Regions from separate parts of the Homo sapiens genome. Here all the other regions are linked to region 1. Evidence: read pairs that join two places in POLR2A ChIA-PET (ENCODE). Cell type or tissue: GM12878. All regions are shown on one strand. Each heading gives the region's core, and the rest is flanking DNA. Links, peaks and the distances in the headings are about the cores only.

Region 1 (11,004 bases), core at 2,864-7,863:
AGGTCCAATTAAATATCTCAACAGTCTTTCTAGAGCTACTGGAACAATTCTGTTACTTTAAAAAGTGAATATAAATCTAGATGCACTTTTTAGGGTGAGGGTGGTTTTTTTTTTTTAACCCTAGCGAAAATAACTTTTTTGGTAAGTTTCTTAGAATTCCATCATGGATAAGTCAGTTATTGTGCTTCCATGCATGTTGTACATTCCAATATACACTGTAATTTTTCACAAAAAGGACGATTTTACGTTTTTTATCATGGACACTCTTCCACATACCCAGACCCCTCTAGGAAACCCTTATTCACTTAGGTTTGTGCCCTTCCGTAATTTTTTAAAGATCCTGTAATTCTGTACACAGACATAGATACATCCACACATATAGACAATGCCTTTTTCAGTTCTGATTTTTCAAAAATGGAATTATATACTTCGTTGCATTTAATTATTAAATAAATAATGGCTCATGTGAATGTTTCCATGAGAATCTTATAGTAACTGTATCACAGTTTATTCATTAATTCTCTACTGATGAACGTTTACTTTTTTGTGAGATCTTGACCATCAGGAACAGTATTGCATTGCACGTCCCTGTATTTTAAGTTCACATATACTGGTACTTTTATTTCAGTGGGCTGGATTTCCAGGGATCTTAATGGATAAGGAATAGATTTGACCAGGAATGTGTTCAATTACTGTTATATGAAGAATCTTGAAGCAAAAAACATTAAATATGAGGAAGTTATTTTCTAAAGACAGGGTTTCATTCCTGTTGTCCCAGCTGGAGTGCAATGGCAACTCGGCTCACTGCAGCCTCCACCTTTGGGCTCAAGCAGTTCTCCTGCCCTAGCCTCCAAGTATCTGGGATGAGGGTAATTTTAAGTACAGGTTGAGCTTCCCTAATCTAAGAACCCTAAATTAGAAATGCTCCAAAATCTTAAAGTTTTTGAACACCGACATTATGCCACAAGGGGAAAACGTACCTGAGCTTATGTAACAGGTCACACAGCTGGGTATGGTGGTATTCCTGCAATCCTAGCACTTTGGGAGGCGGAGGCAGACAGATCGCTTGAGCTCAGGAGTTTGAGACCAGCCTGGGGAATATGACGAAAAACATTTCTATCAAAAATTCAAAAATTAGCCAGGCAGTGGCACACCTGTAGTTCCAGCTACTTGGGAGGCTGAGGTGGGAGGATTGCTTGAGCCTGAGAGGTTGAGGCTGGAGTGAGCCAAGATGGCACCACTGCACTCCAGCCTGGGTGACAAAGTGAGAGACCTTCCAAAAAAAAAAAAGAAAAATGCAGGCGCAACACAGTTTATTCAGTGTCCCCAAGGGAAAAAACAACCTGCGCCCTTCAACTGTAATGTATCTTTTCTGCACGTGCATACTCAGATTCCCACACAAGCACGCCCTCCGAGGGTAATAAGACAGCTCAGTGTGCACAACCTTTGTTTCATGCACAAAGTTATTTAAAAACATTATATAAAATTACTTTCAGGCTAAGTGTAGAGTTTACATGAAACATAAATGAATTTTATGTTTAGACTTGGGTCTCATACTGAAGATATCCCATTAATGTGTATGCAGATATTCCAGAATTTGAAAAAATCTGAAACACTTCTGATCCCAAGCATTTTGGATAAAGGATACTCAGCCTGTACTAATTTATCTTAATGAAATCTAGGAACTAAGATGAGGAGAGATAGAAGAGGGAGATAAAACATCTTAAAGGTCTAATGGAGGAAGAGGAAAAACAAGAACAGAGGAAATAAACTAACCAACCTAAAGGGCTCATCCTTTAGGTGGATAACTAGGGAGAATTGGAGCACGGGAAATTCAGTGTGGAAACTTTTTCATGTCGTATGTCTAGAAAAGGCACAGCTATCAGAATGAATTTAGAACTTCTAAGTAAGTGTGGAAAACAGAATAAAAACAAACTTGGTAGCACAAATAGGGAAAAGAAAGGGGAGATTAAATGATAAATATAGAAGGAATAAAATTAAATGTGAATAATTTGAGTTCACTCTTAGACATAAAAATGCTGTTTACAAGCACTTTTTAATTTAAAGAGTGAAAAATGAAATTTAATATTTATGTAAAATTAGAAAAAAAAGTTCAAATTAATGAAGCAGAAATAAATAGAATTAAAAATAAATGAATTCTTTGAAAAAGAGTAAATTCATAAGTAAGTTTAACTTGCACATCTGACCAAGTGAAAAAAGAGAGAGCAGAAGTAGGCAAAATCAGGAATAAGGAGACAACCATGGATCTAGGGGGGAGGAACTAAGTTTGCTGCTCTGTAGCACCAAATTTGAAAACAACAAGAAATGGTGGATTTCCATTTAAAATACAAACTACTGAAATTGAATCAAGAAAAGTCTGAATGGTTACAAGTTCTATTGTTAAAACTGTTATAGGCCATAAATAAAAGCTTCCAAATTTATTTTACAAAGTAATATCAAAACCTAACAAATAGTGTTTAAAAAGAAAACTGTAGGCCAATTTCACATGTGACAGAATATATATGCAAAAGTTTAAATAAAATATTAGGAAATAGAATCCAGCAATATATGCGAAAAATCCTTATAACAAAACAGATGGTATTGCAGGAATTCAGTGCTGGTTCTGTACCTGAAAATGTCTATATACTATATTAAATTGAAAAGCTCATTTGAAAAAAAAAAACCTGTATTCAGTAGATGCTACAAATGGCCTTCGATAAAATCACCATTCCCAGTAAAAACTCTGTAAAATGGGAATAGAGGGAAATTATCTAAATGTAATAAGGACTAAGTTTTAGAAAGTAATAGGACATAATTTTAAATGATAAAATCACAAAAATCTCCATTGTAAACAGGTTACAGATAGGCATCCCTGTTAGTACTATTTTTATTTAACATAGTGTTAGTAGTTTAAGACAAAGTAAAATGTTGAAGAATAGATTAAAATAACTGTGCAAAAGATAGTAAAAGGAGGATTTGCCTTTTCGCATTTTAGATTATAGCAATATGTAAACATTTAAGGAACAGAAAAGTATATTAGTAGAACAAGTAGAGAGTGAAAAAATTCTGGTACAAATTGGGAAATTAGTATATAACAACATAGTGTTAAATTCAATGGGAAAAGTTTAATAAGAGGATTTGGTATCAACTGGCTGTCCAAAGATAAAAATGGACCGTCCTATCACATACAAAATTGTTTTTTAGATAAAGATTTAAATACAGGCACTCCTTCATTTGCGTGGTGCACCTTGAGGTGTTGCAGAAATGATGAGAGCTGAAACTGCAAAGCAATTTTAATACTTTATCTGTTGGAAATCTTATAGTTTTCCTGTGACCGTTAAAATTTTCATTAAACTATTAAAAACACCCATGACTGGTCACAAATGTATTGGGAAATGGAAAAGAATTAATACACTAAAAATACAAAAAATAGAAAATATTTAAAATTATCTAAAAATTTGAAACATTAGAAAAATTGAGAACTAGGCAGGGCGTGGTGGCTCACATCTGTAATTTTAGCCCTTTGGGAGGCTGAGGCAGGTGGATCACCTGAGGTCAGGAGTTCGAGACCAGCCTGGCCAACGTGGGGAAACCCCGTCTCTACTGAAAATACAAAAATTAGCCGGGCATGGTGGCACAAGCCTGTAATCCTTGCTAACCAGGAGGCTGAGGCAGGAGAATCACTTGAACCCAGGAGGTGGAGGTTGCAGTGAGCCGAGATAGCACCACTGCACTCCAGCCTGGGCAGCAGAGTGAGACTCCGTCTCAAAAAAAAAAAAACAAAAAGAAAAAAAAATTGAGAATTAGGATGTTTCTATTTGTAAAAAGCTTATCAAGAATACTTTCAATGATGCTTGCCTTCTAATTGTATAACTTAAGATATGGAACAAGCATCTCTTCTGTGCCTTGCCAAATTGTCATTTTCTTTTCTAAATTTGTATTAGTTTTCAACATTTTATATAGTACTTTGCATTTCCAAAGTCATGAAGTATTTCAGAGACTTCCTTTAATGTGATGTTTTTTTCCTCTGGGATATCTTCATCTTTTGGTCATAACCAGTTTCCAATTCCACTTTCAGCATTGCCACTTTTTGTTTCCTTGCTACACTTTCATTTTTGTTGGTCAGTCCCCTCTTTTGACTGTTTACTTTTGTAAAATGTCAAATCAGTGTATCACTGGGAGACAGGAAGGCAACACAGTTACACACTTTGCTGTTCATGCATATACTGAATAACAAATAGGTGCCCAGTAACCAGTTGCTGTCAAATTTTGGGAAAAGTTATGTGATTGCTTACTGATCATGATGCACATCTCTTATTTACTTAGTGATTTGTGGACCAAGCATTCAGAAGCTATGCACTTACTCAAAGTTGATATACTGTGGTAACTAAGTGTTGAACCAGGTTGTTGGGGACTGTTATTTATACTGTGATGGCTGGTACCTGTGTATTTCAGAACTGTGCAAAAGCAAAGACTGCTTGTGTTCATGACACACACACAAAATCTTGAAAGATAATCTGAGAGACTGCGTATTTAGTCCTTCCTAATGAAGACTTTCTAGTCTTTGTATTATTCCCAGAAAGCATAAAAAGACGGACATATTTCATAATATAAAAATGAATTTTTATGGTAAAAATAACAAAGCCAACAGGGAAAACAATAGATCCAGAAAATTATTTCTAAAACTGTTGATGAACAAAAGGTAAATTTCTGTAATATATTAAATTCTTGCAGTGTGACAAGAAAAGAGACCATCAGTGTGATAGAGCAACAGACAAAACAAATCCAAATGTCCAACAAATGAGAAAGGAGGTCAGATTCATTATTAGTTAAAGAAGTGCAAATTAGAGAAACTGTAGAATTTAATAGGCTGTATATGACTTCTTGCTAGAGGTAATACAGAGAAAGGCACTCTCAAACTTTGGTGGACATGAGAAAACAACCTTTTGGGAAAGCAATGTGGCCAGTAAAATAAACCTGGCCAGTAAATGTGTTAGTAAAATAGCATATCTGTTTGCTATATTCTAGCAGTTGCTCTTCTGGAAATCTATCCCATAGCAGAAAATTTAGTATTTCATTTAATTGCAGTAGGTTAGGTAGTACCATAAATGTTTTTGAAACCTGAGTACAATTTGAGAATATCAGATTTTTAACATTTGGGTTTTTTTTTTTTTTTTTAAAGCATTAAGTAAGGCTGGGCACAGTAGCTCACACCTGTAATCCCAGCACTTTGGGAGGCCAAGGCGGGTGGATTACCTGAGGTCGGGAGTTCGAGACCAGTCTGGCCAACAGGGTGAAACTCCGTCTCTACTAAAAATAAAAAAAAATTAGCTGAGCCTGGTGGCAGATGCCTGTAAGCCTAGCTGCTTGGGAGGCTGAGGCAGGAGAATTGCTTGAACCCCAGAGGCGGAGGTCATGCCACTGCACTCCAGCCTGAGCAACAGAGTGAGACTCGCTGTTTCAAAAAAAAAAAAAAAAAAAAAAAGCATTCATTAGAGCCTGAGTTAGTTTCAATTTTTTATCTAAGAAGTATCTGTTTTAGTTGAAAGAAGTACATTCATTTCTAGCTTTCAACAGTAGGTGTTTTCAGTCTTTGATTCTGGGTTATGAAGTTGCTACAGTTAAAGGGATTTTCAGATCATTTCTATTTTAAGAATATTTATGTATCTTAAGAACAGGTCTCTCTGAAATGTAGTTAATTTTTCCTGAAGATAAAAGTAATATGATTTGAATCATTGCTGTTTTAAGCAATGTTTAATAGATACTGATTGGTATTTTCTTTTTCATCAGTTTCAAATTGATTCTATAAATTTGATAAGTTGGAGAGAAAATTCAGATAGCTAGAGATCTGTGTAACAGATGACACCAATTAGCTTAAAATTTAAATCCTGACATAACCAAGTCACCATTGCATGTTTATTTTATTTATTTATTTATTTATTTATTTATTTATTTATTTTTTGAGATGGAGTCTCGATCTGTCACCCAGGCTGGAGTGCAGTGGCGTGACCTCAGCTCACTGCAACCTCCGCCTCCCGGGTTCACACCATTCTCCTGCCTTAGCCTCCCGAGTAGCTGGGACTACAGGCGTCCGCCACCACACCTGGCTAATTTTTTGTATTTTTAGTAGAGACAGGGTTTCACTGTGTTAGCTAGGATAGTCTTGATCTCCTCACCTCGTGATCCGCCCGCCTGGGCCTCCCAAAGTGCTGGGATTACAGGCCTGAGGAGCCACGCCCGGCCCATTGCATGTTTATGTGTTCCATGTTAGTCATTTTAGAAAATATTAACATTAGAACTGCTTTGTAGTTGGGAAATGGATGAGACTTAAAATAGGTTTTATAAGATACGAAGTACTTAAATATATTAGACTTGGGGAAGTTATTCTCTGTGAACTTTGCAATCTTTATCTGAAACTGAGCCAGATGTGAATCAGAATTCAGAAATGTTCTTCGTTCAAAAAAGAATATGGTGCATATATTGTATTACACAATAACTTCAAAGGGTCCTTGGGTTGCGTCTCATAAACACAGCAGAATACATGAATATTCTTACTAAATGGGATAAAAGCTATCAAATATTTCATTCCTTTTTATTGTTGAAAAATATTCAGCCATATGGATTTATTACATTTTGCTTATCCATTCAAACCATTGATGGACATTTGGCTTGTTCCTAGTTTTAGGCAGTTATAAATAGTGTTGCTGTGAACAGTCATATACTTTTCTTTTGGCCAACAAGCTTATATTCGTTTTGGGTGGATTGCTAGGAGTTGAATTGCTGGTTTGAATAGTAAATTTATGTTTAACTTTTTAAGAAACTGACTATCCAAAGTGACTGTGCCATTTTACATTCTCCTTAGCAATGCATGAGAGTTACAGTTTCTCTGTATACTCACCAACACTTGATATTGTCTTTTTAAAATTATAGCCATTCTAGTGGATGTGGTTTCTCATAGTTAAATTCGTATTTCCCTAATGGCTAATAATATTGAAAATCTTTTCATGTGCATTTTCAGCCATTTATCTTCTTTGGTGAACTGTCCATTTAAATCTTTTGCCCATTTTAAAAAACCAGGTTGTCTTTTTATTAGAGTTGTAGTAGTTCTTTATGTATTCTGGATATGAGCCCTTTGTTAGATGTATCATTTATAAACATTTTTTTCTCAGCCTATGGCTTGGCTTTTCATTTTTTAATGGGGTCTTTTGAAGTGCAGAAATTTTTTATTTTGATGAATTGAAGTCCAATTTATGAACTTTATAAAAATAGATCATGTTTGGTGTTCGAAGAACTCTTCAAGAAGTTTTATAGGTTTAGTTCTTCATTTAAGTATGGTCCATTTTGGGTTTTGTGTATGATGCAAGGTAAGCATCTCATTTCATTTTTATGCATGTAGATATTCAGTTGTCTCAGTACCATTTCCTGCGCTGAGAATGGATCACATGCCCTCTGGTTCAGCCTATATTAACATTTGTTTCTAGGAAAATGTTTTTAATTTCTTTTTCATCAAAAAGTCACTTATACAATGAGTATAAATGACTAAGGGAAAACCTATTTCTGTTTAATTTTATTTCTATTCAGAGCAGTTACTAGAGAATATAGAAATTAAAGGAATCAATCACCTTTAAAGCTGGGTTTCCTACCATTGTATTTCATGTTCTGAAGTAAGGATGTATTGTGTGTGCCAACTGGCCCATGATAGACATACACAGTAGACTGTGGCAGCCTTTCTGGCTTATCCCCAGCAAGTTGAGATTGAGGCTCGTGCTATAATTATTTATGGCAGCTAGACTCTGCTTCTTTGAATCTAATTATGTACATCCTGGGCTTGTAGGTCTCTGAAGTTACTAGGGGTTATATTCTGTATAAGGGGGTTTACTCTTAAGAATTTTGGACCTCCCACATGATATTTAGCTATATGTTGGGCTAAAGTCTTCACTTCAGATTTGAGCCATGTATTTACCTTCATTATGACTGCTTGACTATGGGAGTCACAATGTAAAGGTACAGATCAAACAGACATACTGTGTTAGTGTTTTTGGAAAGTAAGTTCAAAGCCAGAAATACTGTGGAGACTAAGCTGAAGTCAGAATTGTCCTTTTCAGAGTGTTTTATACGGAGAAACAGTTACATAGCATTATGAGAATTAATTCAGTGGATGAAACCTAAAAACATTCCCTTTCTATGTTATGTACTAGACATTTAAAAAAAAAATCTCTGCTCCCATTAAAGTCAGGTTTCTTAGCAATTAGGTTAGCATCAAACATGCTCGTGTTTTTCCAAGATTGAAACCCTTTGTGCCAAGGCATCAATGTGGTTGCTTCTGTAAGCCTAGTTTATAGCAAAGAATATGCAAGAACAGAGAAATTATGGGCCACACCATGTCAGGCTAGGGAATAGGGAGGTTTTGGGATTATGATTGGTTCGTGCCATCAGAATGCTACAAAGAGAGTAGGCCCTGGAGCCAGAAGTTTTAGAATTCTCAGAAAGTCTGGAGATTGTGTTATAGCATCCATATTGGAGATTATTTAGGGATTCAAAGCTATCAGAAACTCAGTTTTGTGAATGGTTATTTCACATCCTAGCATTGAGTATATATGGGAATGTGAATCATGTTAAATTCATAATTGATTTTCTTTGAAAATGCTAAACTGCTACTGAAATAACTACTGCACTGGGCCGTTTGCCAGGGATGGTAGCCTGAGATATGGGGAAACAAGTGTCTCAACCAGAACAATGTGGAAATAAGATTATTGGATTTCATCACAAGTAAGAGATTCTCCTGAATTCTCACAATTTGGGAGAGAGATGATATAAAGGCAACATACTCAGAAGTAAAAATGGTGGTGGACCAATCTCAACCCTGAGATTCCGAGGTAGACTTATATTTATATTATGAATTTTGTATTATGCATATGGCACTATGTATTATTTGCGAATATGAGATACAAAATGTCTTCCCAGTTTGTAGCCTTTTATTTGATTTTCTATGGGGTTTTGTTGAACAGAAGTTTTTAATTCTATTGTATCTGCAGTTATTATTATCTTCCATTATGATGTGTATTTTCTGTCTTAAGAAAACCTTCTTTGCCCTAAGGTCTTAAGATGTTCTCCTATGTTTTCATCCTAAAGTTTGTTGTTGTTGTTTTATTTTTTTCTTTGTAACGGAGTTTTGCTCTTGTTGCCCAGGCTGGAGTGCAATGGCATGATCTCGGCTCACCGCAACCTCCGCCTCCCGGGTTCAAGCGATTCTCCTGCCTCAGCTTCCCGAGTGGCTGGGATTACAGGCATGCACCACCACACCCAGCTAGTTTTTGTATTTTAGTAGAGACGAGGTTTCTCCATGTTGGTCAGGCTGGTCTTGAACCCCCGACCTCAAGTGATCCGCCCACCTCAGCCTCCCAAAGTACTAGGGTTACAGGCATGAGCCACCACACCCAGCCTCATCCTAAAGTTTTAAAGTATTGCTTTTCACATTCAGTTACTTGTCCATATAGGATATAGTTTTGTTATATGCTGGGAATAGTTATAATTTTTCTTTCCTGTTTAAATGGTTGTTTCAGGTTATTTATGGAATAGTCTGTACTTTCCTCACTGGTTTCTGATGGGGCTTTTTTATATACCATGCTCTCACATATATGTAATTCTGTTTTAAAGCTCTTTCATTTCTGTCATCTATGTCTATAACAAAATCACACTGTCTTAATTTCTATAGCTTTGGGATAAGTCTTGCTATCTGATTAGGGCAGATAATCTTCCAAATTCAAAAACCTGGCTCTTCAAAATTGATTTGGCCTTTTGAATGATTTTTAGAATCAACATGTCAAATTCTGTAAATAATCCTATGGAGAATTTCATTGGCATTGCTTTGACTTTTTAAATATGGCTCATATTGTCATCTTTAACTTGTCTTCCACTATCTATGTATGTGGTATTTCCATTTATGCACCCTTCCTTTTATTCTTTAAATAAAGTTTTATACTTTTTTTTGAAAAGATCTTATAAATACTTTGTTAGATTCATTCCTAGGTACTTCACGAGTTTTGTTACTGTGAATGTTATCTTTTTAAAAATTATAGTTTCTAACTGCTTTTTTAAAAAAATAGAATTGCAGTTGATTTTGTGTATGGATCTTATATCTAACTACTATACTGAATTCTCTTGAAGTTCTTACGTGTGCATTGTCTGCAATGGTGACATTTTTATTTTATCTTTCTGGTTCTTACTGCTTTTATTTCTTTTTCAGATTGTGCTGATTAGCCCTACAGTTTTGAATAGAAGCAGTGATAGGCATTTTTGTTTTGTTTTCTGACTTTAAAGGGAAATGCTTCTAACATTTCATACTCCCAGAATGTAGTTTGCTATGGGTTTTTCTGGATACCCTCTATCACATTAAAGAGCTTTCCTTCTGTTCCTTGTCGTAAAGAGATACTGATTCTTCTTTACCTCAAGTTGCATTTTGATTACAATATTTCCCCTTCCCCCCGCCCCATCCATGATTTTGTTTTCTGTGGTTTTAGTTACCCTGGTACAAAAGTATTACATACAGTAAGGGGGGAGAGAAAGAGACCACATTCACATAACTTTCATTAATACAGAATATTGTTAATTGTTCTATTTTATTATTTTTGTTAATCTCTTACTGTGCCTAATTTACAAATTAAACTATCTTAGGTATATGTATATATAGGGATAAAATAGTATATGTAGAGTTCACTACTATCCAGGGTTTCAGGCATCCACTGAGTCTTGGAATTTATCCCCCATGAATAAATAGGGGACTACTGCATATCTTTTTAATGGTTTTGAGGTAATCATATAATTTCCCCCCTTAAAATCTGTTATTAGAGTGAATTACATTAATATATTTTCCTTTTTTTTTTTTTTTTTTTTTAAAGTGAGACAGGGCTCACTGTGTTGGCCAGGCTGGAGTGCAGTGGCATGATCATGGCTCACTGCAACCTTGACCTCCAAGGTTAAGGTGATCCTCCCACCTCAGCACCC
Region 2 (11,004 bases), core at 1,771-6,770, 450 kb after region 1:
CCGGCTAATTTTTTGTATTTTTAGTAGAGACGGGGTTTCACCGTTTTAGCCGGGATAGTCTCGATCTCCTGACCTCGTGATCTGCCTGCCTCGGCCTCCCAAAGTGCTGGGATTACAGGCGTAGAGCCACCGCGCCCGGCCGGCTGACTGTACTTTTAAAAATTACATCAATAGGCCAGGCATGGTGGCTCATGCCTATAATCCCAGCACTTTGGGAGGCTGAGGCAGGAGGATCACCTGAGTTCAGGAGACCAGCCTGGCCAACATAGTGAAACCCTGTCTGTACTAAAAATACAAAAATTAGCCGGGCGTGGTGGCACACGCCTATAGTCCCAGCTACGAGGGAGGCTGAGGCAGGAGAATTGCTTGAACTCGGGAGGTGGAGGTTGCAGGAGTTAGCCAGCCTGGCTAACATGGCGAAACCCCGTCTCTACTAAAAATACAAAAATTAGCCTGGCGTGGTGGCGTGTGCCTATAATTCCAGCTACTCTGGAGACTGAGGTGGGAGAATCACTTGAACCTGGGAGGTGGAGGTTGCAGTGAGTTGAGATTGTGCCAGTGCACTCTAGGCTGGGTGACAAAGCGAGACTCCATCCAAAAAAAAAAAAATTGCATCAATAAAGTATGTGTATATTTGAACTTACTCAAGTTGCTTCTAACCATGTGATGAATTAAATTTATTCTTTTTGATGTATTCCACAAAAAAGCATGGCATCCCACAAAGGGCATCATGACTTCCAGGTGCTTCCCAGGATGAACCAGTTTGAGAACTGTTCTCTTTAGAAAAAGTATTCTTCACTAAGGCATTAGGTTAGGAAATTATTAATTATTGCATGGTTATTGCTTTGCCCATCCATTAAAAAAAAAAGGGGTTTTTTAAATGCTTCATTTTTGAAACCACTGATCAGATGACAAAGATAACCCTGGTCCTTACCTATACAGAATTTTGGTCAAATCATTGACATGAACAGTAGAGAGCTACAATTCAGAGTAGTAAGAGCTGTGATGGGTCAGGGCTAGGGTGCTGAGGAACCAGTAGACTGGACAGTTAACCTCCATTTGTGGGGTTGGCAGCTTCTCTAGGAAGGGGCACCTAATATGAAATATCAAGGCTTAGGAGGCGATACACATACTTTTGGTTTCTGTTTCATTGTTATCATCCTACATAATTGCTTTGTTGTGTTAGTCTTTGAATAAGACAATTTCTTATTTTTACATGCTTCTTAATTTTTTTACATGCTTTTTATTATTTTTACATGCTTTTTTGTTTTGTTTTGTTTCCTTAACTTCCAGCCTTCATTGATATATATACATTTGCAAGTTTGAGTTCTGAGTATTTTTCAAAACTAGCTGGTAATGGTAATGTTTGTTTAGAATTTGAAAACTCGTCAGGCAAAAGATGTTTTCATTAGCCATGGATTGGCCAGTTTTTCCTTGTAGCCAGTTCTTATAATCAGACATTTATATAATTAGTACTTAACCAGAAATTATTGGCTTTCTGTATGATGAAGCAGAATACTCCATTGCCCTGCAGGATGATTGCTTTTAATGATTGCTTAATGATTCTCTTTCTTAGTTAAGAAAACTTTTTTAAAAAATGACAATCTATAAAGCCTTTATTGTTTTTCTCAACTCCTGTGACAGATTACCTATAAAGCTTTTAATACATTAGGTATCACAGGCATTTTTTGGACCATTTACCTGATAGTGAAATAATTTTTTCTTTTTTTTTCTTTTTTTTTTCTTTTTTTTTGAGGCGGAGTCTTGCGCTGTTGCCCAGGCTGGAGTGCAGTGGCATGATCTCAGCTCACTGCACGCTCCACCTCCCAGGTTCACGCCATTCTCCTGCCTTAGCCTCCTGAGTAGCCGGGACTACAGGCGCCTGCCACCAAGCCCGGCTAATTTTTTCTATTTTTAGTAGAGATGGGGTTTCACTGTGTTAGCCAGGATGGTCTCGATCTCCTGACCTCATGATCCGCCCGCCTCGGCCTCCCAAAGTGCTGGGATTACAGGCGTGAGCTACCGTGCTCTGCCAATTGTGAAGTAATTATTTCTTAATTAAGTGGGATAAAGATAAATCGCTCTTTTGTGGCATTAATGTGACCTATCTTAGACATTTTTTTTATTTCTCTTTAATCTCACATGGTGGCTTTCAAACTTTTTAGTTCTGCTATTTTCTTTACAATTTTATTCTCTTTATTTTAAAACAAAATGTTAGTTGGAATGTACCAAAATTGGAAAGCATTGTCTCACTGTCTCTAATTCTTCTCCCATTCTCTTTAACTGATTACAATTAGGCTTGTGCTCCAGATCACAACTAGTTTGATCAAAGTCACCAGTGACCTCCATGTTCCTAAATCTAGCATTAACCTGTTATCAGCATTTGACTACAGTTCATCACTCCCTTCTTAATGGATTTCTAGGACTTTCTTGGTTTTTCTCCTACCTCAGTATATGCTCCTTTACATTCTCCTTTAGTGCTTTCTCTTCTCTCTGACATCTTAACATTACAGTGCCCCAGGGCTTAATCGTAAGCCTATACCTCTCTCCTGAGTGCCAGGCTGTTATGTCCATTTATGTCCTATTTAATACCTCCACTTAGATATCCAATACACACCTCAAAGTTAACCTACCCAAAACTGAACTCCTGATCTTCCCCTGAAATCTATCATTTTCCTACTGTCTCTTATCATTCTGATTTTTCAAACCAGAAGCCTGGGCTCTGCCTTCATAATTTATCCAGAATCAGACCTCTTCTTGCCACCTTCCTTCACTTGTACCATCATAGTCTAAGTCATCGTCGTTGCTCACCTGTATTATTGCAGTAGCCTCCTTTCTGGTTTTTCTGCTCCCCTACAGGTTCTTCTCAAAGTAGCAGTCAGAATAGTCCTTTTAAAATATTTCAGATAATGTTACTCCTTTGCTCAAAACCCTCCGTTAACTCCGCATTTCACTCAGAGTAAAAGCCGTATACAGTGACACTATGTGACTGCCCCCCTCCTCTCCCCACATGGCCTCTCTCTGATTACTGCTCATTTTCTCTCTCCATTTCAGACATCTTGGCCTCCTTGTTTTCTTGAATATTCCAGATATGCCCACTATGGAACCTTTGCACCCATTGTTCTGTCTGCCAGGAAAAGCTCTTCTGGATATTTGTATGGCTAACTTCCTTTCCTCCTTTATGTACTTGATCAAATGTCATCTTTTCAGTGAGGCCCTAACCATTTAAAAATTGAAAGCTTCCTCCTCCCATGGCTCTCCGCTTATTCTGTTCAATATTTTTCCATAACATTTATCAATTTTTAACGCATATATCGTATATATGATATAGATAGATAGTGCATGTCTGTGCTTCTCCCAGCTCTCCCACTAGAATGTAAGTTCCGTGAGGACAGTGATTTTTGATTCAATAAGGTGTACCTCAAATGCCCAGAACAGTGACTAGTATGTAGTGTGCATTCAATAAATATCTCTTGAATGATTGGTTCATGACTGACAAAGGAGTTGAAACCCAGTTTGAAAAATGCTTGTCTGATAGCTAGACTCAATCCTTAATTTTTTATTTGAGGTGCTATATATAAACACACTTTTTTGGAATAAGCTAAATATTTTGTAGTTGTTTTCAAGTGATCTTCTTCAGTTAGGTTTGGTTTATCCAAAGTGCTTTGATGGCCGCAGTGGCTCATGCCTGTAATCCCAGCACTTTGGGAGGCCGAGGCAGGCAGATCACTTGAGGCCAGGAGTTCAAGACCAGCCTGGCCAATATGGTAAAACCGCCTGTCTACTAAAAATACAAAAAATTAGCCAGGCATGGTGGCATGCGCCTGTAGTCCCAGCTACTCTGGAGGCTAAAGGATGAGAATTGCCTGAACCCAGGAGGCAGAGGTTGTAGTGAGCAGAGACTGCCTCACTGCACTCCAGCCTGGCAACAGAGCAAGACTCTGCCTCAAAAACAAAACAAAACAAAACAAAACAAAACCAAAAAAAAAGTGCTTGCTATAGTCATTCTAATAATCTAAGTGAAAAAATAAGTATTTTTCTGATATTACCCCTTGTATTATATAACCTCGAAAACCAGTCATCCACTGTTAGCTATTTGCACTTCAGATATTTTTCCACACACAAATGTATATTAAATAATACTATATATGGTGTTCCACACTTGCATTTTTTGTTTTTTTGTGTTTGTTTTGTTTTTGTTGTGGTGGTTATTTTGGTTTGTGCCTAATATTCTACCACAGATGCCATGTTTTGAGATGCAATATAGCATGCTCAGTAAGAGCATGGATGTCAAGCTGAACTGTCTAGGTTCAAACCCCAGCTTTGCCAATTACCAGCTATTGGATTCTGGACAAGTTTACTTAAGTTCTCTGTGCCTTTGTTTTCTCATCTCTAACATGGGAATAATAATAGTATTTACATTGTATTGTATCAAATGACACTTGATACACATATGTGGGTATAAATGTTAGCTGTCATCATTAGTATTACATATTGCCCTACCTCATTGTTTCTCATCACTATATAATATCATGTTTTTAAAGTGCTTTTTATTTAATCAGACCCTTTTTTGATACATATTTAGATTGTTTCTAATTCTTCACTATTACAAACAATAATCATGAGCAGTGGTAAGTCTGTGTATTTGTATAACTATTTCCACAAAACAAAGGTAGATGTAAACATATTGAGTCTAAAATATAAACATTGTTGTACAGTGTACACTCACACCAACCATGTACCAGTGTGTATTTCCCTACACTTTTGCTGCTGCTGGATATTATCAGGCTTAAATATCTTTCTTGGTTTTCTTCTAGTATTTTATGGTTGATGAGCTAGTTCTTTTTCCCTGCTCCCAGACCGTACTTACATTTTTATTCTATCTGAAATGCATTTTTGTGTATAAGGTGAGATAGTGACCTGTTTTTTTAAAATAGTTAATTCTGATACCCAGTATCTTTTCCCTCACTGATTTGAAATGCTATCCCTGTGACATAACAAACACCCATGTACACCTAGATCTCTTTCTGAACTCATTCTCTTCTGTTGACCTGTCTATTCCCAAGTACCATCAATTTTAATCATCATAGCTTAACACTGTTTAATGTATTTACAGCCCTACCATACACACTCAAGTGTACACACATTGTTCCTGTTTTTTAGAACAATTATTCCAGATACATTTCAGAATAATTTTTAGTTTTTAAAATTTACGGCCAGGCGCCATGGCTCACACCTGTAATCCCAGCACTTTGAGAGGCCGAGGCGGGCAGATCACCTGAGGTTAGGAGTTCGAGACCAGCCTGACCAGCATGGAGAAACCCTGTCTCTACTAAAAATACAAAATTAGCCGGCGTGGCAGTGCATGCCTGTAATTCCAGCTACTCAGGAGGCTGAGACAGGAGAATCGCCTGAACCCAGGAGGCAGAGGTTGCGGTGAGCTGAGATTGCACCATTGCACTCCAGCCTGGGCAACAAGAGCCAAACTCCATCTCAAATAAAAATAAAAATAAAATTTACCCTCTGTAATTTTGTTTCAAACTGTTAAGAATATCGATTAATTTGGAAAGATTTGTATCTTTACAATAGTGAGTGTTAAAATGTCTATTCATTTATTCAGGGCTTTTTTAATATAGGTCATACACATATATTATAATGTGTATTGCTGTGTATTTAGTAGGTTTTGTTACCATTTTGAACATGGGCTTTTTTTTCATTATGTAGTTTAATATAAGATATTGATTACATTATATGGATATGTATATATGCATGCATATATATTTTTTATTCACTTACTTTTTTACACTCTCTTTTTTTTTTTTTTTTTGAGAGAGGGTCTCTGTTACCCATGCTGGAGTGCAATGGCATGATCACGGCTCACTGCAGCCTTGACCTCCCAGGCTCAAGCAGTCTTCATACTTCAGCCTCAGTAGCTGGGACTACAAGTGTGCGCCACCAGGCTGAGCTAATTTTTTCTATTTTTTGTAGGAATGAGGGTCTCACTTTGTTGGCCAGGCTGGTCTCAAACATCTGGGCTCAAGTGGTCTTCCCATCGGCCTCCCAAACTGCTGGGATTACAGGCATGAGCCACCACGCCCAGCTCTTTTACACTCTCTTTTATTTGCAGTTCTTAGATTTTCTAACTTTACAGTCACATCATATGAAATGATTAATTTCATCCTCCTTCTTAACATTTATACCATTTCTTTTTCTTAATTTATTGTAGCATCTAGACTCCAGAATGATGCTGAATAATAGTGATGATAGCAGGCAGCATTGATTCTGTGTGTGTATAATTTTACTGGAAAAAAAATTTTAAATAATGACTTTATTGGGGTTGGTTAAGTTATTATTTCTAATCAGCCTTATCTCAAGTCTTGTCATTTTACATTAAACAAGAGAATACTTGAGAAAGTGTAAGATCTTTCTGCTCTGGGAGCAAAACATAATCTTTGGCTAAGAATAAGAGGACTAGACTGGGTGCAGTGGCTCACGCCTATAATCCCAGCACTTTGGGAAGCCGAGGTGGGCGGATCACCTGAGGTCAGGAGTTCGAGACTAGCCTGACCAATATGGTGAAACCCTGCCTCTACTAAAAATACAAAATTAGCCGGGCATGGTGGTGCATGCCTGTAATCACAGCTACTCGGGAGGTTGAGGCAGGAGAATCGCTTGGACCTGGGAGGCAGAGGTTGCGGTGAGCCGAGATCACGCCATTGCACCCTAGCCTGAGCAACAAGAGCAAAACTGCGTCTCAAAGAAAAAACAAAAAAAGAATAAGAGGACTAATAACTATTTGAATCCCTGGCAGTTTACATCTGAGTACCTTCTCCAAGTGACACATTAAGAGTTATGACTAATGAAGTTTGCTTCCAAAGTTATATGAAATAATGCCCTCTTTTTTGGTCTCCTGGATAATAGGCTAGGTTTGGCCTTCCTTGATATTCAGTTATTTGGAGCTCAAAGTGGACAAGAGCTGTTGCTGCCCCTATCCTGGGAAGCTAATCCTTCACATGCTGCTAACTTGGGTTAGATCTTCTGCCAGCAGAACCTCACCCGTCTTTCCCCTCCAAGCAAGTCAGTGCCGGTGATTCCTTGGACACCAGAAATGCTAATCTTGTCTATTTGAATAGGCCTAAAGGTCAGGTTTAACAGATTGTTCAAGTGTATCTGACTTTGAGTTAACTTTCTTCTCATAACTCTATCTGGGCAATAGAAAGCCACAAATTTTAAATCTCAACTGTAATCAAGTATGAAATGTCTTGGCTTATTTTTCCTTGACCAGTTAGCTGCCTTTCACAGATAAAGATTATATCTTAGATAATTATTGTAGAAAGAGGAAGATAAAGTTTTATACTTTTAAAAAAACCCTGTGGAAATTTACTATTTGGTCTACCCTTAACAATTGCCATATTTAGTGGTTGTCTACTTTTTGTTGTTGTTGTTGGGGTTTAAATTTTAGTTCAAGTAACCAGTTCAATTTCTCAGTAATCATAGTCTACTTAGCTTTGTTTCTTTCTCCCAAGTTAGCAATATTAGTATTTCTCCTCATTTTTTTATTATGAAAGATGTCAAATATAAGTGAATTAGTTGTATTACAAAATGCCCACATTCTGGATTTGTCTGTTACTTCATGGTTAATATTAGAACTTTTTTTTTTTTTTTGAGACTGAGTCTCACTCTGTTGCCCAGGCTGGAGTGCAGTGTCGTGATCTCAGCTCGCTGCAACCTCCGACTCCCCGGTTCCAGCGATTCTCCTGCCTCAGCCTCCCGAGTAGCTGGGACTACAGGCGCCCACCACTACACCCGGCTAATTTTTTATAATTTTAGTAGAGACGAGGTTTCACCGTGGTAGCCAGGATGGTCTTGATCTCCTGACCTCGTGGTCCACCCGCCTCGGCCTCCCAAAGTGCTGGGATTACAGGTGTGAGCCACCGTGCCTGGAAATATTAGAACTTTTAATCATCATAGTTTTAATGACTTAGATGCATTTGCTGAGAATAATTTGAATATTTGTGTAATGCCACTGCTTAAAAATTCCTAATATTGGTCTGATTCCTTTTGATGCCATTACTGAGTATGATCTTAGTGGAGAAATCCTGTAAACTCCAAGAACAAGATCCTAACTTTAGAATATCTGTATTTTCTCTCCATTTCTAACAAAGATTTCTTCTATAGCTGTGAATGAGCTACTCAACCACTCTGCCTGTGCTATAAATAACAATTAGATCTGCCTACTTCATTTAAAGTTCAGTGGGTTTACTGACTGATGTTTATAAAGCCCATAGGAGATGTAAAGCATAGTTTAAATGGTGATAATTAGAGAAATGAGTGTACTATTTTGGTTCTTTCAAACAAGTTTACATTTAGCACGTCATATCTTCTGTAGACATTTCTTATTTCATATGTACGTTTAGATCAAAAGAAAGGAAAACTATCATTAAATGCCTACTGTGTGGTAAGCACTGTGCTAGAGTCTTCCACTGCTTCTTCTCATTTAATTTTTAAGTCTCCATCTAACCTGTGAAATAAGCAAGTTATTATTTCCATTTTACAGACAACGAACCAAGGATCAGAGATGTATAATAACCTTATTCTTTATTACAAACATCATGTTAGAGCCACACTATGAATCCAGACCTTTGTAAATTTTCTAAGCTAAACTTTATCATGAGAACCCTTCAAGAATTCTTCTGAATGTCACATATATGGAGGAAAATCTCTCCAAAAAATGTTGGTAGCTACTAATGAAGAATTTCTTTTATCTTCTGAGCGGAAACATTTAATATGTATATTAAATAAAATGTTTTTTAAGTGTTAATTTTCTAGTTATATTACATTTCCTGTCACTGACTCTGTTCTAGGATGTTGGCAAAGGATGAACTGATGACCATACTTGAGAAATGTTTCAAGGTTTTTAAGTCTTATTGTGAAAACCACCTTGGCAGCACAGCTAAGAGAATAGAGGAGTTCCTGGCCCAGTTTCAGAGCCTCGATGGTAAGAGTGTAATATCCTTCCAATTCTATTGGCCATGACAGTCATTTAACTAAAATGGCATGGAAAACCCCACCTTCTGATGTGCTTAGAGATAAAGAGATAAAGTAGTTCATGATCAGTCAGTATGCCAAGCCTCATAGTATCACATTTTAACAATCACAAATAGGCCAAATGTTTCTCTTCTAGATTTGGTTTAAACAATGGAGAGCATCAAATGGGCAGAAAAAGAAAATCTTTCTCCAGATCGACAGTTTGGGGGATTTGTCTTTAAAAAGTCAACAAAAAGAAATCAAAAAGATTGGAAAGAGTAGCAGGGTGTCATAATTAAGAACTCTTTTTAGAGGTTTTTTCTTAAGCATTTCATCAAGTTCTTTATAGATTTCCAAAGCACTGCATAAATCATCTGTAAGCTTGAAAAATTAATAGCTATGAACTGCTTTCACAGCAGTGAGGCTCATTGGTATGTTGATTACCAAAATCTGCATGAGGCTTACTTTAATCGGATTTACAAAAGCTGGAATCTTTCAGTCCTAAATTAACTGAAGCAGCCTGGCACTCTTCACTGTTGGAGGGTTACAGTTTCTCTCTTTTGCTTGACCTCCACATGATCATTTATATATCCTGAATGCTTAGGGTGTCTGATTGTATATAGGTAGCCATGTTCTGTTCCCTAAATACTAGCTTTTCATGGGCTCTTCTCTTGCTCTGTTTCTAGCACCAAAGTATGGTATTCTTTTAGTAGAACAATAACAACAATAAAATATATTGGTGTGTACGTTTTACTTTTCCCAAATTTAGGGCAATTTTTTAATGGAGTTTTGGGGGAACAGGTAGTTTTTTCATATATAATCACATAGAATTGGACATGACATGTTGAAAATATCTTATTTAAAATGTCTGTTTTAATCCTTTTTTATGTTTGGCAAGTGCTTCTTTGTCTTAAAAATCTTTTGGCTTTAGGAAACTGCTTTTGCAAAAATCTTCCCATATCTCTCCATAGCTACAATGTGAGGCACCTGATGAGTGCTCAGTCATGGAAGATGAAAGAGAATGTTTGCCTGACTAGAGTGGCCTGAGCAGCCAGAGTGAGGAAGTCATCAGCAGGCACTAAGGGATTTTCTTTCAGGTTATGTGTGGGCATTGCTCTTGCCACTGCAGCATGAACTCAACCACTCTTCAGAACACAAAAACTTTTAAGGGCTGGATGTTGGTATCATTAAGATCATTGAGTTCAGCTATATAACCAGAAACTAAAGTCTAGGAGAAGACGGCAGCTTGTTTGAGATCACACAGCTAGCTAGTGGTAGCACTCAGACCAGAGCCCATCTCTCTTAACCACTAGTTCATTGTTTTTCTGTCGCTAATTCACGATATAAATACGCCCTAATAGTGATCACTGGATCAGCAAGGGGCCAACCTTAAGTACATAAATAGGGTAAAAGGCTTAGAAAAATAGAAGGTAAATACTGTGTAAATTTCAGTCTTTTACAAAATGGGACTTATGGAGATTGCTGTAAAAATAAACTGCACATATAATTTTTTCTTCTTTTTTTGCTGGGCACCATTAACGAGGTAATCTAGATACATTTTTAATTAGAGTTCATATAATATGAGCTAGTAAACAAATTCTGTGATATGCTAGAGCTAAATAAAGGAATGCAGCTTTTGAAATGGGAAGGTCGAAGATTAAGATGATTAGTAGCCTAAAGAATAAAGAATTTTACAAATTAAAGCACAACCACTGTCTTGAAGAAATGTCTGTTATTTCCTGATTTTCAAAAGTGACTCATTATTAATAATAAACTGAAACTAAAACTCCCCACGTTGGATGAGTAGAAATATTTGGCTATATGCTATCTGTGTTCCTTAACATTTATTACATATTACAGTTTGGGTTTAAAATTACAGTTGGGAAGAGTTAAGTAGGACAGAGTGTCATATCAGATTTTTTTTGAGACAGGATCTTGCTGTGTTGTCCAGGCTTAAGTGCAGTTGTGCAGTCATAG
Region 3 (11,004 bases), core at 3,043-8,042, 58 kb before region 1:
TCTAGTCTTTCACGTTCTTCTGTTTGCTTTTATGCTGGCCATGCTGGCAACTGATTAGATTGTGCCCACCCAGATTAAGGGTGGGTCTGCCTTTCCCAGTCCACTTACTCAAATGTTCATCTCCATGTCAACACCTTCAATGACACACCCAGGATCAGTACTTTGCATCATTCAATCCAATCAAATAGACACTCAATATTAACAATCACACAAACAAAAACAGGAAGTCGCTACCTTGGTTCTTTGGTTCTGTTGTGATGAACATTGGGGCAATGGTGGCCTAACTACTGGCAAGGGTTAAGGGAACAAAAGAAAATGGAGAAGGACCATATCCATCAATATGGTCATGTCTCAGTATCCCTGGGGGATTGGGTTCAGGACAGCCCCCCACCTCTGAGGATACCAAAATCCACAGATGCTCATCCATTATATGAAATGGTGTATGCACATTGACCTCTGTTCTAATAAAAATTTTTTAAATATATTTTTAATTAAAAAATAAAATAGTGTAGTATTTCCATATAACCTATGCATATCCTCCAGGATATTTTAAATTATCTATAGATTAATTATAATACCTAATACAATGTAAATGCCGTGTAAATGGTTGTGTTGTTTAAGGAATGATAACAAGAAAAAAGTCTGTACATATTCAGTACAGACACAACCATTCTTTTTTTAAAAAAATATTTTCAATCCATGGTTGGTTGAATCTACACATGTGGGATTCACAGATGCAGAGGTCTGACTGTATTTGGAAACATCGTGCAGTCACAGATTATGGCAATTTGGTTCAATGTCAAAGGTATTCTAAAAATTATTGAAGGATTTATTAAAATAATACTTCTGACAAACAGGATTTAGCAATACATTTAAATCCTTATTTTTGAATGAGTCACAAAATTGTTTGTCCTAAATTCCTTCAGTTTTCCTTCATTCATAACTCACAACTTTTTTCTACAAAAATCCATCGACAATTTATATCTGTAAAGTGAAATTTTGATCATTTGATTGCTGTCAAAGCAGTGGTTTGCTTTCAGCAAAAGTGACATTTTGTCCCTGATCAAGTAGGAGGATAGCTGTGTAAGGAGCTGTTATCTTGGTGTTAAAAAATGGAGACTGCATCTCTGACAAAGAATCTATTTGCAAGTCGTTAATCTCAGGGGAGATTTAGAGAAGGAAGTTAATATTTTCTTGCTAAATTCTCCATCATCACAATACCATAAATTAGTTGTAAATAATACAAAGATTTGTGTGAATGAAAAGTATCTATATATGAAGAGCTGGAGGAAAGTAAATTTAGCTGCTGAAGATATATGTTATAAGGCTTTGTATTAGAAAGTGGTTAATGTTACATTCTTCTCCTAATATTTCCTACATTCTTCTTATCGCTAGTCAACTATGTTACAAGAGGAATTTATTACATTCATTATATTCTTATTAATATTTTTAAAAAGAAATATTATATTTATTTTTCATTTTGCCATTTTTATTTTATTTTACCATTTTACCATTTTCATTTGTATTCATTTCATTTTAAATTATTTAAATTAAAAATAATTTAACACCTATTATTTTTACACTAAGCAATGATTCTTAACATAAGGCTGAAATCAATAGACATTTAACAAATAATATACATATGTTTATCATCGATCGAAAACCCGAAGGACCTAATACAGCACGTACTAAAATTGAGTTTCAGTTCATCCTTGATTTTGTATTTTTGGGAAATATTTTTTAGAGGCTTTGGTTTATTTTACTGAGAAAAAATACAATTCTCAATATCGATTGACTAAAATATTCAAGGAAATATACAGAAAAAAGTTATTTATTGCATATTGCTAGAATATGAACATTTAGAACCGTTTCTCCCATGTTCACTCTGCCTCTGGTATTATAGTACAGCAAGCTAATTTGGATTTTGTGTGATTTTTACACAGAAAACCTTCACTTTATAAAAGAGTTCAAAGTAGGGAGTTTTCTTTCCTGGAAAGCAGTACCAAACTAATATCTTTAGAAAAAGCTGCATGAAACATGAAGTTGCATTTGGTTATCTGATTACAATTGACTGCATCCAAGTCAAGAAACCAAAATGAGAAAAGGTAAAAACTTGAATGTCAAGTTATTAAATCAATTATAACACCAGAATTAGAATATGCTATTAATTGATATTAGGAACTGTAGATGGGCCCAAACATTAAAAGAATCTGACTAGTAATTACAAATCCTGGTAATGAAAATCAGGCAACTCCATGTACAGGGAATATACAGAGATGATAGAAATGAGCTATTGCCATACCAGGACTTCAAACTTTTTACATATCAGCTTCTTTATTTGCAGAGTGCCTGGGAATTCCTGCTCTTTCTATATGGTATAATCCTCTTTAATATGGGTACTTATTCTGTTATCGTCCCATCATAGTCCAAACTGCACTACTTCTTTGGGTTCTGGAACCCATCTGCCAGGAGGAATTTCATGGCTAAGTTTTAAACAAAGAATTATGCTTGCATATATTGACATGGTACCACATCAACATTACTAGAAGCACTCTCTCTGGATTTAAAGAAACATGCAGCAATTATTTTTATACATTATCCTCGTTGAATTGAACTCAGTATTATTCGAAATTCTAGTGCTGTATATATATATGCATATATGAGATCATAAAGGAAACTTTCCAGGGAATGTTTTGATAATAGGGTAAAGGAAAAGAAAAGAAGGGACTAAACAATTTGCATAGAATGAAATTTTACAGTTTAGAAAGAAATCTCTGCAAGAAATTGAAAGTTCTGTAGGACTAACAGTAAACTTCATGGGCTCATAAACTCTGTAATTATTTTAACCTCTCCATAAAAGTTCTCAGAGAGCTATCCTCCCCACCCAACCCCGCTTCTCCTATCCACTCTTATGTAAATTAGAGTTAGAGGTATCTTGTTGAAAGACCAACAAACCAAAAGGGGATAAGGCCCACTTGAAATTTGCAGTTTATAAAAAGTCAGGGCCTCTGTTCAAGGCCAGGGATGACTTCTTCTTTCTGCTCCTTCTTCATCTTCATCTTCTTTCTTCTTCTTTCTTCTTTCTTTATTCCTCCTCCTCCTTCTTCTTCTTTTTCTTCTTCTTCTTCCTCTTCTTCTCCTTCTTCTTCTCCTTCTCCTCCTCCACCTCCTTCTGCTTCTTTCCTCCTCCTCCTTCCTCTCCTCCTCCTTCTCTTCCTCCTTCTTCTCCTTCCCCTCGTCCCCTCCTTCCCCCTTCCCCTCCTCCCCTCCTCCCCTCCTTCCCCCTCTTTCTCCTCTTTCTCCTCCTCCTGCTTCTTCTTCTTCCTCTTTTTTTGAGACAGGATCTCACTCTGTTCCCCAAGCTGGAGTGCTATGGCTCAATCTCAACTCACTGCAGCTGCCACCTCCTGGGATCAAACGATCCACTCACCTCATCCTCCCAAGTACCTGATGGGCCAGAACTTCTTGACCTCTCTATGACTAATATTATTTTTGCAGAATATGACACAACTTGAATATATGGCAATCTACAAAAAGTTAGATGCCAAATTAGGGTAACAATCATCACTCCAAACCTTAGTTAATAGTCCTTTAAAATAGGGTGATTTTTCAGAACCTTACATGCTTACAACTAAAAACAGCTTTCATGAATAAGAATAAGGTAGATTCTTACCAGATCAATACCTTGTTTTCAAGAGGCCAGGTTCTCATTCTATGTAACTATGGAAATCAAATTACATAGGAAGGCAGTCTTCCCCAGGGGAAGCTGGTTATACAGGTGAACTTTCTGATACAGCTAGTGATATTGAAATTCTGAATACAGCTATGTTGGTTGAATTTAACACACTCTGATGGGCATATACATCATTCCAGTAAGTTTTGTTTTAGTAAGGGAAACAAAGCATAAATAATTTGATACAAAGGCTTATTTGCCTTCCAACTATATGACACTCAACAAATTTGGAAATATTCTCTGAATCAAGGATCTCTTGTCTATTTCATGTGGCATCCTTTAATTACCTTCAGCAGTAACATATTAGCAGCTAATTTTGATAAATTATTATATGAATCAAATCATTCTTATTTTTCTTTTCTTTTCTTTTCTTTTTTTTTTTTTTTTTTTGAGACAGAGTTTTGCTCTTGTTGCCCAGGCTGGAGTGCGATAGCACAATCTCAGCTCACTGCAACCTCTGCCTCCCCGGTTCAAGTGATCCTCCTGCCTCAGCTTCCCAAGTAGCTGGGATTACAGGCGTGTACCACCATGCCCAGCTAATTTTGCATTTTTAGTGGAGACAGGGTTTCACCATGTTGGCCAGGCTGGTCTCGAACTCCTCACCGCAGGTGATCCACCTGCCTCGGCCTCCCAAACGTGCTGGGATTACAGACGTGAGCCACCGTGCCCAGCCCAAATTATTCTTATTTTTCTAACATCTGCCTTAAATATGTCCATTTTAAAGTTTCCTAATTATACTAAAATTAACCAGTTTAGAGAATATCTTCCTTCCTTTTATGACACTAGCACTAACATTACTTTCCTACGACTGGTGTAACACATTTCTCCAAACTTAGTGACTTAAAACAATACAGGTTTATCCTATAGCTTGAGAGATCAGAAGTCCCAAATGGGTCTTACTATGCTAAAATCAAGGTTTTGGCAGAATTGCATTCCTTCTGGAGGCTCTAGGAGAAAATTTCCTTGCATTTTCCAGTTTCTAGAGGTTGCAGTATTCCTTGGTGTGCGGCTGCACTTCATCTGCAAAGCCAGCAATGGTTGGTCTAGTCCTTCTGATATGGGATGATTCTGACCTCCTCTATGGCCTACCTCTGCCATATTTAAAGGATACTTGTGATTACATTGTACGCACACAGATATTCCAGAATAATCGCCTTAATTCCACTGCAACACTAATTCTCCTTTGCTATATAAGCTAACATATTTATAGGTTCTAGGGATTAGGATATAGACATTTATGGGGACCATTAATCGGACTTCCACGTAACTCCAGTATTTAGTGTAATTTATCATATCCTCCCAGACTTATTTTTGGACTAAAATATATTTCAACTTTAAAAAATGTCTTGGTAGGAAGAGCCAGAAGATAAAGACACACATGAAGAAAACTTTCCCTAGAAGAGATCCAGAGAACCACTTGGAGTTGATACTGGGAATGGGGAAGAGAAGTGATACAAAGATTTCATTGGCAAATCTGAACAACTGATGGCATATGAAGAAAAGGAAAAGGAGTCAAACCTGGACTTAAGGCTTGGTACCTAAAACTTGGAAAGATAGTAGTGCCCTGAACAGAAACAGGAAAGTCAGGAGAAAGCTTAGCTTGAGTGAGGGCAAGGGTGGGAAGGGACTTTGATAAATTCACTGGCAAAACCTCTAGGTGGAGCTGTCCAACAGGTGATTAGATATGTGAAGTTGTTGATCAGGCAAAAATTCAGATAGCAGATCTGGAATTGAGATACGATTTGGAGTCACAGTCATAGGAATAAAATCAAAGCCATAAAGATGGATGAAATTGCCAAAGTAGAAAGTAAAATGAGAATATTGACAGCAGAAACTTAGAAAAACCTTAACAGCCTGAAGAAGTTGCTAGTGAGGTCAAAGATCCAATATAATAGAACCATATTGATTCCATTCCAAGATGGCCAAATAGGAACAGCTCTGGTCTGCAGCTCCCAGCGTGATCGATGCAGAAGATGGAGATTTCTGCATTTCCAACTGAGGTACCTGGTTCATCTCATTGGGACTGGTTGGACAGTGGGTGCAGTCCATGGAGGGTGAGCCGAAGCAGGGTGGGGCATCCCTTCACCCCAGAAGCGCAAGGGGTTGGGGGATTTCCCTTTCCTGGCCAAGGGAAGCTGTGACAGACTGTACCTGGAAAATCAGGACAATCCTGCCCAAATACTGAGCTTTTCCAATGGTCTTAGCAAACGGCACACCAGGAGATTATATCCTGCACCTGGCTTGGTGGGTCCCACACCCACGGACCCTTGCTCACTGCTAGCACAGCAGTCTGAGATCAACCTGCCAGGCAGCAGCTTGGCAGGGGCAGGGGCGTCCACCATTGCTGAGGCTTGAGTAGGTAAACAAAGTGGCAAGGGAAGCTCGAACTGGGCGGACGCCACCGCAGCTCTGCAAGGCCTGCTGCCTCTGTAGACCCCACCTCTGGGGGCAGGGCATAGCTGAACAAAAGGCAGCAGAAACTTCTGCAGACTTAAACGTCTCTGTCTGACAACTCTGAAGAGAGCAGTGGTTCTCCCAGCATGGTGTTTGAGCTCTGAGAATGGATAGACTGCCTCTTCAAGTGGGTCCCTGACCCCCGTGTAGCCTAACTGGGCAACACCTCCCAGTAGGGGCCAACTGACACCTCATACAGGTGCCCCTCTGGGACAAAGCTTCCAGAGGAAGGATCAGGCAGCAATATTTGCTGTTCTGCAATATTTGCTGTTCTGCAACCTCTGCTGGTGAAAACCAGGCAAACAGGGTCTGGAGTGGACCTCCAGCAAACTCCAACAGACCTGTAGCTGAAGGACCTGACTCTTAGAAAGAAAACTAACAAACAGAAAGGAATAGCATCAACATCAACAAAAGGGACATCCACACCAAAACCCCATCTGTAGGTCAAGCATCAAAGACCAAAGGTAGATAAAACCAGAAAGATGGGGAGAAACCAGGGCAGAAAAGCTGAAAATTCTAAAAACCAGACCATCTCTTGTCCTCCAAAGGATCGCAGCTCCTCACCAGCAACAGAACAAAGCTGGACGGAGAATGATTTTGACGAGCTGACAGAAGTAGGCTTCAGAAGGTCGGTAATAACAAACTTCTCCGAGCTAAAGGAGGATGTTCGAACCCATCAGGAGGAAGCTAAAAACCTTGAAAACAGATTAGATGAATGGCTAACTAGAATAAACACTGTAGAGAAAACCTTAAATTACCTGATGGAGCTGAAAACCATGGCATGAGAACTACGTGATGCATGCACAAGCTTCAATAACCAATTCAATCAACTGGAAGAAAGGGTATCAGTGATTGAAGATTAAATTAATGAAATAAAGTGAGAGGAGAAGTTTAGAGAAAAAAGAGTAAAAAGAAATCAACAAAGCCTCCAAGAAATATGGGACTATGTTAAAAGACCAAATCTACATTCGATTGGTGTACCTGAAAGTGACGGGGAGAATGGAACCAAGTTGGAAAACACTCTTCAGGATATTAGACAGGAGAATTTCCCCAACCTAGCAAGGCAGGCCAACATTCAAATTCAGGAAATGCGGAGAACACCACAAAGATACTCCTCGAGAAGAGCAGCCCCAAGACACATAGTTGTCACATTCACCAAGGTTGAAATGAAGGAAAAAATGTTAAGGGCAGCCAGAGAGAAAGGTCAGGCTACCCACAAAGCAAAGAACATCAGACTAACAGTGGATCTCTTGGCAGAAACTCTACAAGCCAGAAGAGAGTGGGGGCCAATATTCAACAATCTTAAAGAAAAGAATTTTCAACCCAGAATTTCATATCCAGCCAAACTAAGCTTCATAAGTGAAGAAGAAAGAAAATCCTTTACAGACAAGCAAATGCTGAGAGATTTGTCACCACCAGGCCTGCCTTACAAGAGCTCCTGAGGGAAGCAATAAACATGGAAAGGAACAACCAGTACCAGCCACTGCAAAAACATGCCAAAGTGTAAAGACCATCGATGCTAGGAAGAAACTGCTTCAACTAATGGGCAAAATAACCAGCTAATATCATAATCACAGGATCAAATTCACACATAACAATATTAACCTTAAATGTAAATGGGCTAAATGCCCAATTAAAAGACACGGACTGGCAAATTGGATAAAGAGTCAAGACTCCTCAGTGTGCTGTATTCAGGAGACCCATGTCACGTGCAGAGACACACATAGGCTCAAAATAAAGGGATGGAAGAAGATCTACCAAGCACACAGAAAGCAAAAAAAAAGCAGGGGTTGCAATCCTAGTCTCTGATAAAACAGACTTTAAACCAACAAAGATCAAAAGAGACAAAAAAGGCCATTATATAATGACAAAGGGATCAATTCAACAAGAAGAGCTAACTATCCTAAATATATACGCACCCAATACAGGAGCACCTAGACTCATAAGGCAAGTCCTTAGAGACCTACAAAGAGACTTAGACTCCCACATAATAATAGTGGGAGACTTTAACACCCCACTGTCAATATTAGACATATCAACGAGACAGAAGGTTAACAAGGATATCCAGGAATTTAACTCAGCTCGGCACCAAGTGGACCTAACAGACATCTACAGACCTCTTCACCCCAAATCAGCAGAATATACATTCTTCTCAGCACTACACCGCACTTATTCCAAAATTGACCACATAGTTGGAAGTAAAGCACTCTTCAGCAAATGTAAAAGAAAGAAATTATAACAAACTGTCTCTCAGACTACAGTGCAATCAAACTAGAACTCAGGATTAAGAAACTCACTCAAAACCGCTCAACTACATGGAAACTGAACAACCTGCTCCTGAATGACTACTGGGTACATAACGAAATGAAGGCAGAAATAAACATGTTCTTTGAAACCAATGAGAACAAAGACACAACATACGAGAATCTCTGGGACACATTTAAAGCAGTGTGTAGAGGGAAATTTATAGCGCCAAATGCTCACAAGAGAAAGCAGGAAAGATCTAAAATCGACACCCTAACATCACAATTAAAAGAACTAGAGAAGCAAGAGGAAACACATTGAAAAGCTAGCAGAAGGCAAGAAATAACTAAGATCAGAGTAGAACTGAAGAAGATAGAGACACAAAACCCCGTTCAAAAAGAATCAATGAATCCAGGAGCTGTTTTTTTGAAAACATCAACAAAATTGATAGACTGCTAGCAAGACTAATAAAGAAGAAAAGAGGAAGAATCAAATAGATGCAATAAAAAATGATAGAGGGGATATCACCACCGATCCTACAGAAATACAAACTACCATCAGAGAACACTATAAACACCTCTACACAAATATACTGGAAAATCTAGAGAAAATGGATAAATTCCTGGACACATACACCCTCCCAAGACTAAACCAGGAAGAATTTGAATCTCTGAATAGACCAAAAACAGGCTCTGAAATTGAGGGAATGATTAATAGCCTACCAACCAAAAAAAGTCCAGGACCAGATGGATTCACAGCCAAATTCTACCAGAGGTACAAAGAGGAGCTGGTACCATTCCTTCTGAAACTATTCCCACCAATAGAAAAAGAATGAGGCCAGCATCATCCTAATACCAAAGCCTGGCAGAGACACAACAAAAAAGGAGAATTTTAGATGGATATTCCTGACGGATATCAATGCAAAAATCCTCAATAAAATACTGGCAAACTGAATCCAGCAGCACATCAAAAAGCTTATCCACCACGATCAAGTTGGCTTCATCCCTGGGATGCAGAGCTGATTCAACATATGCAAATCAATAAACATAATCTGTCACATAAACAGAACCAACGACAAAAACCACATGATTATTTCATGCTGAAAACTCTCAATAAACTAGGTGTTGATGGAACGTATCTCAAAATAATAAGAGCTATTTATGACAGACCCACAGCCAGTATCATACTGAATGGGCAAAGACTGGAGGCATTCCCTTTGAAAAGTGGCACAAGACAAGGATGCCCTCTCTCACCACTCCTAGTCAACATAGTGTTGGAAGTTCTGGCCAGGGCAATTAGGCAGGAGAAGGAAATAAAGGGTATTCAATTAGGAAAAGAGGAAATCAGATTGTGCCTGTTTGCAGATGACATGATTGTATATCTAGAAAACCCCATTGTCTCAGCCCAAAATCTCCTTCAGCAAAGTCTCAGGATACAAAATCAATGTGCAAAAATCACAAGCATTCCTATACACCAATAACAGACAAACAGAGAGCCAAATCATGATTGAACTCCCATTCACAATTGCTACAAAGAGAATAAAATACCTAGGAATACAACTTACAAGGGATGTGGAGGACCTCTTCAAGGAGAACTACAAACCACTGCTCAGCAAAATAAAAGAGAACACAGACAAATGGAAGAACATCCCATGATCATGGATATGAAGAATCAATCTTGTGAAAATGGCCATACTGCCCAAGGTAATTTATAGATTCAATGTCATCCCCATCAAGCTACCAATGACTTTCTTCACAGAACTGGAAAAAACTACTTTAAAGTTCATATGGAACCAAAAAAGAGCCTGCATTGCCAATACAATCCTAAACCAAAAGAACAAAGCTGGAGGCACCACACTACCTGACTTCAAACTATACTACAAGGCTACAGTAACCAAAACAGCATGGTACTGGTACCAAAACAGAGATATAGACCAATGGAACAGAACAGAGGCCTCAGAAATAACACCACACATCTACAACCATCTGATCTTTGACAAACCTGACAAAAGCAAGAAATGGGGAAACGATTCCCTGTTTAATAAATGGTGCTGGGAAAACTGGCTAGCCATATGTAGAAAGCTGAAACTGGATCCCTTCCTTACACCTTATACAAAAATCAATTCAAGATGGATTAAAGACTTAAATGTTATACCTAAAACCATAAAAACCCTAGAAGAAAACATAGGCAAAACCATTCAGGCCATAGGCATGGGCAAGGACTTCATGTCTAAAACACCAAAAGCAATGGCAACAAAAGACAAAATTGACAAATGGGATCTAATTAAACTAAAGAGCTTCTGCACAGCAAAAGAAACTACCATCAGAGTGAACAGGCAGCCTACAAAATGGGAGAAAATTTTTGCAACCTACTCATCTGACAAAGGGCTAATATCCAGAATCTACAATGAACTCAAACAAATTTACAAGAAAAAAACAAACAACCCCATCAAAAAGTGGGCAAAGGATATGAACAGACACTTCTCAAAAGAAGACATTTATGTAGTCAAAAGACACACGACAAAACGCTCATCATCACTGGCCATCAGAGAAATGCAAATCAAAACCACAATG

What was found. Peaks named below come from ENCODE experiments on the same cell type or tissue, not always from the same donor. Only the 100,000 strongest peaks of a DNase experiment are listed, where the experiment ranks them.
Region 2: POLR2A ChIA-PET joins it to region 1 with 10 read pairs; 2 of 35 experiments call an interaction of 5 or more read pairs at or near these places.
Region 3: POLR2A ChIA-PET joins it to region 1 with 11 read pairs; 5 of 35 experiments call an interaction of 5 or more read pairs at or near these places.

Annotation. Positions count from the first base shown.
Region 1 is chr6:87,192,261-87,203,264 of GRCh38, forward strand. The region is part of intron 1 of ZNF292 (zinc finger protein 292); the gene reads left to right. Among named protein-coding and RNA genes, the nearest start is that of ZNF292, 42 kb to the left of the region's middle. In GM12878, for the core only: no CTCF peak of the experiment used is centred there; a DNase peak (open chromatin) is centred at 5,561; H3K27ac peaks cover 2,455 bases.
Region 2 is chr6:87,644,252-87,655,255 of GRCh38, forward strand. It overlaps ORC3 (origin recognition complex subunit 3), which reads left to right. Exons shown (of 20, transcript NM_012381.4): 14 at 8,865-8,998. Among named protein-coding and RNA genes, the nearest start is that of AKIRIN2, 52 kb to the right of the region's middle. In GM12878, for the core only: no CTCF peak of the experiment used is centred there; no DNase peak of the experiment used is centred there.
Region 3 is chr6:87,134,046-87,145,049 of GRCh38, forward strand. No RefSeq gene overlaps it. Among named protein-coding and RNA genes, the nearest start is that of ZNF292, 16 kb to the right of the region's middle. In GM12878, for the core only: a CTCF peak has its summit at 5,394 (motif pointing right); no DNase peak of the experiment used is centred there.